Linked DNA regions of Homo sapiens: region 1 is linked to region 2. A link is an interaction called in ENCODE POLR2A ChIA-PET data of the cell type or tissue named here. Cell type or tissue: PC-9. All regions are shown on one strand. Links, peaks and the distances in the headings refer to the core of each region. The heading gives the core; the rest is flanking DNA. Region 1 holds the start of LOC124909396 (a long non-coding RNA gene). Region 2 overlaps LOC105377161 (a long non-coding RNA gene).

Region 1 (2,912 bases), core at 264-2,763, 120 kb after region 2:
AGTAAGAGAATGAAAGAAAGAAAAAGAAGATTTTTACAATGCAGCTGTCCCTCAATATCTGCAAGCGATTGGTTCCAGGACCCCCAGGATACCAAAATTTGCCAATGCTCAAGTCCCTGATAAAAATTGGCATAGAAGTTGCATATAACCTATGTGCATCCTCCTATATACTTCCAGTCATCGCTAGATTACTTATAATACCTAATACAATGTAAGTGCTATGGAAATAGTTGTTACACGGTACTGTTTAGGGAATAATGACACGAAAAAAAGTCTGTGAATGTTCAGTATGGAATTATCCTTTTTATTTTTTCTGAGTGGTTTTCCACCCACAGCTGGCTGAATCCAGGAACGTGGAACCCATGGATATGGAGGGCCAGCTGTATTGGCTGTGCCTTACAAATGAAGTGCACCAGAGGCTACAATAAATATTCAATTGCTTTTCAATTACTATGGATAGTGAATTGAGTTCTCCCTTTTTCTTAATGTGACACAATGCTGATCTGGGCCCACAAGTGGATGTGTCTTTCCGTGGGTTGCCCCCCAATTCCCCAGCTCTGCTAACCCTCCCGTGTTCAGCCACCCTGAGCAATCTTGTTCCCTCACCCACCACATCTCTCCACCTGAGACATGAACACCCCACCCTAACGTCCCTCTGCTCATCCAACTCCTGTTCATCCTTTCTTTGGGAGATCTTCCATGGCTCCCTGGGTGACCCCTACTCACTGAGTCCTTAGTTCCCACTGCACCCTGTGCCCAACCTGGGAAAAGCCTGAGCTCTCTCGGGTTCCTCGCTTTAAAATGGGATCACTTGCCTGCCCCTGCTGAAAACGAGGCAAGGTAGAAGAAAGCCCTTTGCAATCTGTAAAGGGCTAGCTAGGCACCTGAGGGCTGTTATTGGCATTTGGTTCCAGGAAGGCCCTGTTTTTGATCGTCTTCTCTGTTCCATCCTCTCCAGGTGAAGCTTCAATGTGCCCCGAGAGCCAGGTATCCGCAGAAACAGAAATACTGTGTTATTGGCAGGAATTAGATAAGCTTGTGAATTTAGGGATCTGCTTCGCGCCAATTTCATCAGCTTGGGGATGGGGGTGGGATGGGAGTGGGCAATCTGACTCTTCTAGGACAGCCTCCTCGTATTCCAGGTTATTGTTTCCCCATCCCAGGAAATCCTGCGGGTGCCTTCCCCCAACGAAAGCCACTGATGTCGCCCCTCTCCTCCCAGCAGCTTCCAGACCGCGACCTTCTGTAGCTCTGCTCAGAACTTCACCTGGAACAGCTTCTTACAATTCTTAAACAGCCCCTCAGTCGACTGTGATTAAGCATACACTCCAGCCTCAGCAAGCTTGGCGTCTGCCCCTGCCGCTGGGAGACCCTCCTCCAGGCACCTGCCCTGGGCCCCGCCCCGCCCGGTCCGCGCGCACGCGCAGTGGCCCCACCCCGCCCCGCCCCGCGACGCCCGAGGACCCGACGGAGCTACACCCGCTAGTTCAGCCAGGAGGCCCTGCGCGGCTCCGGGGAGAGCTGGGTGGTTATGCCACCTCATTAGACACATTGGTGGACGATGCCGCGGATTAGCGGGTTGGCTCTCAGGGCGGGGCGCAGGCTTTCTCACTGATCCGGGAGCGTGGGAGCAGGGGCAACGCGGGGCCATCCGGGAGCTGCCCGCCTGCTTCGCAGTTGGCTTTCCGGGCCCTCGAGCAACGTCTGACTTTGCCCTTTGTTTTTAAACACCATGCAGGATGGTTTGTGTACAAACGAAGCCGTGTCACTTCTCAAGTGTCGGTGCTCAACGTGGCAACGCCCCTCCCGCCCCCAGTACAGAGATCCTGCCCATCCACCGACAATCCCCCTCCTCATCTTCCTTCCCCCAGGTGCGAGTGATTCAAGGAAATCCGACTGGAGGGAACACACGCTGCGATGCACCCTCTCCTCTTCCATTGAGCCAGGGGTGACCTTGAGAGACTCAGGCCACCTCACCAGGCTCTACCAGGAACAGCGTCTACAGCTGGTAGAGAGCACGGGCTGCAGAGAGGTAAAGATGGGGTTCGGAAGCCAAGGCTCCCCTTGTTGCATGGGTGACATCAGGCAAGCTACTCAACCTCTAACCCTGGCTTCCCCTTCTGTATACTGGAGACAGTATCGGCCCCACAGGCACTTGTGGAGCAAGTGGGTTTGAGCTGAGCTCCTCTGAAAATCAGAGGCACACTCAGAGAGTAGCTCAGAAAACCAGGATGTGTCAGTTTCATTTGCTGGGAAGCAGAAGCCAAGATAGAATTAGAAGTGCAATGTCTGTGAAGGAAGAATAAAGGGAAAAGGAAACAGGAGTGGGGCAGGGGGCAGACCAAAAGGAAGACAGACAAGTGTGAGAAGGAGCCCCACAGTGCAGTGTAAGCTTAAGAAGGTGTGGAGAGGATGGGAGTCACTCACTGGGCAGGAATGGCCCAGCTCCAGCACCTTGCTATGACCAGCCAGCTGCTGGGAACAGGCCAGGAAGAGTGTGGCCTTAGCGCAAACACTGGGGTGGATCTCGAGATGAAGGTGTGGCCGCTGGAAGCTGTCACTTCACCACTCCTCTTCTGAAGAGAGAGCTGAGCCCTGCACATGGGAGCATTGGTGAAAAGGGTGGTAGACGTTTATCAGTAACCTTACTGGTTTTGTGCTCCATCCTCCATCTCCCAAAGTCCCCCTGACCTTGCCTTCAGCTCCAGGAATGGCCACATGACTCAGACAAAGCCAACCAGCCATCCCATTTCAGTGGCCAGTGATGAATGATTCAGTGTTTACCCAAACGCATCCAATCAGGGTGAATCTGAGGACATTTGCTGGGGAGGCTGGGACACAGATAATCTCTTTTCTGACAGATGGTAACAAGAAAGTAGGTAGCTGCAGGGGCTGCTGGCAGCCATCTTGAG
Region 2 (2,912 bases), core at 298-2,797:
CATTACTCTTTACTGAGTTGCTCTCCTTTGGAAAGAGAAAGAGAGATTTTCTCCTAATTTCTTATCCAAGAAATGATGGCATTACACATCATCTGAAATCAATAGATTGTCAATACCTGGTTGTTTGCCTTCAGGTATTGACAATAAAAGGATACAGAGCCCTTTTATGACACACCAGAAAAGACACCTGGTCCCAATGAGCTGCAACAATTGCATCTATATATTAATAGCTTCTGTTCACATTAGAAAAAAGCTCCCAAAGATGTAATCAACTTTTACAAACATATGGGGCAAATTTCTGGGCCATGCATGGGGAATTCATGGCACAACTCACATTAATGGTAACCTGAAATAATAGGAGCTCTGTCAAATTACACCCCTGAGGTCTTCTCCACATCGGAGGCCATATATTAACACTCACACCTCCCTCCTGGGACCCTTTGGTTGACTGGAAAGAGGTGAGACTTGGGTCTCAGAGGTATGGTCAGGGGCACAAAGCCCACACTAATCGCTCACTGACCCTTGACCAGCCATTTAGCCTTTCTACAACTCAATGTCCCTTCCAATAAACGGGCGGCCTGACTTCCAGACTTTCCTCTTTCCCCTCCCTCCTCTTTGCCTGCAAGTTCTGTTTCTCCATTCATTTTTTAAGACTTTTTATTTTGAAGTAACTTACAGAATTGAAGAATAGAAGGAACTCCTTTCTACCCTTTGCCCAACTTCACCAATTAACATTTTGCCATATTTGTTGTATCACTCCCCCTGTCAAAATAAATATCATCTTCCCCTAAAACATTTGAGAGTTCATTGTAGACATCACACCCACTTACCCCTAGTATTTCAGCATGCATTTCCTTAGAAAAGGACATCCTTTTATATAAGATAAAATAGAACTGTATTTAATATCAATGTTTATTTTTCTACTATGTATAATTTACGTTCAGCTAAATATTCAAGTCCTACTTGTGTAATCACCACCCAGATGAAGGTATCAAATCCCAGCACCCCAGATGGCTCTCTCCTACTCTCTCCCCCTCAAAATCAACACCCCCCAAAATGCACTATTCTGACCTGTTATCTAATACATAGTTCATATGTAAATGTCTCCAGCTGTCTCGATAATGTCATTTGTACTACTCCCGCTTCTCCTTACCCAGGGCCAGTCTAGGACCAGGCATTACATTTAGTGTACACGCATGTATTATCTCTTTTAATCTAATACTGTTTTTTAGCCTTTCTTTCTCTTTCATAATATTGGCATTTTGAAGAGTGCAGACCACTGGTTCTATAGAATGCCCTTGAACTTGTCACTGTATATACTCTTACCACCATCAGATTTGCAAATCCTCAGAAATGAAATGTTTTCTCCCCACCACGCTTTTGTTTGCACAAAACCCTCCACCTGGAATCCCCTTTCCTTTCTCTTTCACTGGGCAATTCCTACTCAACTTTCTCTGATACCCTTTCTTATGGCCCCCTAGGACTAAGATGAAAGCCCCTCCTGTAGGCTTTTACCACCCAAGCTTGGCCCATCTGAGCATCTGTCAAACTCTATTGTGCACAGTGGCTCACACCTGGAATCACAGCAACTTGGGAAGCTGAGGCAGGATGACTCCTTGAGCCCAGGAGTTTGAGACCAGCCTGAGCAACATAGCAAGACCTTGTCTCTAAAAAATAAAACATAGCTGTACTCTGCTGTCGTTGACCAGTGTCCCATCCAAGGCTCTCACTTCTGCCCAGTTCTGGCTCCCCCTAACAAGTTCAGCTCTGAAAGCCTGACATCATCTGCTACATGTCCAGGGTCCCTCTTTGAGTCATGGGTAACCTGGGGCATTGTAGAGTAGAGTACACCTGGTCTGTCAGGGGTGGCATGGCCTGTGTCACCAGCCAGTACTGGGGAAGCCCTCTGTAGATGGGGCCACCCTGCAGATGCCTGCAGACCACATGGAATACATGTGATCGTAACAACTACAGCAATAACAGCAATTTTAATAGTGAACGCATAGCACTTACTTGGTGCCATGTCTAAATTATTTACATATATTAAGTCACTACTGCTATGAGGCACACATTTCAATAGTGTGCACCTGGAATAATCTGAAGGCTCCTTCACGCACAAGCCTGGTGATTGATGCTGGCTGTTGCCTGAGGGCCTAGTAATGGCTATCAGCCGGAATGCCCAGATGTACCTCCCCATGTCGCCTCAGCTTCCTTAAAATATGGTGGCTGGGTTCCAAGAGTGAGTGTCCCCAGGTAGAGACAGAGAGCCAGAAAGACCCTAGATCATTTATGACTTAGCTTTGGAAGTCACATAGAATCACCTCTGCCACAGTCCTTTGGTCAGAGGAGTCACAAGCCCCCACTCGTATTCAAGGAGAGGGGACACAGACACCCTCCTCTGGTGGGAGAAGTGGCAGCCACATTGTGAGAAGAGTCCGCGGGATGAGCTGTGACATCTTTGGAAGATGCAGTTGGCCACCACTTGTTAGTGAGGAAGCAGGGATTTGAACCTGCACGGCCAGGCCCCAGAGTCCATACTGTTAACCAGCCTGCTGCACTTGCTCCAGAGCAGGTGAGGCCAGCAGCTGAGAACACTGAGCCTGGGACTAGCGCCCTTGCAGGGCCCCTTCTCTTGTCCACCCATCACTGTTTGAACCCCTTTCATGGACATCCATCCCAGAGCCTCAGGCCCCACTCCAGCCCCTTCTAGAACCTCTCTTTTATCTTCTTTCCCAATAGGCCTTGGGAGCCATTGAAACCAGCGCCCAATCATCAGCTACCAGAAGCACAGTTCTGCTTTCCTTCCTTCTGGCACTCATGAGTTGAGATGATGTTTGCTGCACTTATCAGGGACAGCTTCCTGGAGGAGTGCTCAGTTTCCCAGCGAAAATGGGCTGAGTTTTTTTAATGTA

Evidence for each region. ChIA-PET counts read pairs that join two places held together with the same protein. Peaks named below come from ENCODE experiments on the same cell type or tissue, not always from the same donor. Only the 100,000 strongest peaks of a DNase experiment are listed, where the experiment ranks them.
Region 1: POLR2A ChIA-PET joins it to region 2 with 9 read pairs; 3 of 35 experiments call an interaction of 5 or more read pairs at or near these places.

The regions. Positions count from the first base shown.
Region 1 is chr3:72,737,457-72,740,368 of GRCh38, forward strand. LOC124909396 (a long non-coding RNA gene) reads left to right here and starts at 1,450. Exons shown (of 2, transcript XR_007095963.1): 1 at 1,450-1,578; 2 at 1,872-2,912. It also overlaps a transcript of SHQ1 not described here. RefSeq lists an enhancer at 1,753-2,261. In PC-9, for the core only: no CTCF peak of the experiment used is centred there; no DNase peak of the experiment used is centred there; H3K4me3 peaks cover 1,254 bases.
Region 2 is chr3:72,621,437-72,624,348 of GRCh38, forward strand. The region is part of intron 8 of LOC105377161 (a long non-coding RNA gene); the gene reads right to left. Among named protein-coding and RNA genes, the nearest start is that of RYBP, 180 kb to the left of the region's middle. In PC-9, for the core only: no CTCF peak of the experiment used is centred there; no DNase peak of the experiment used is centred there.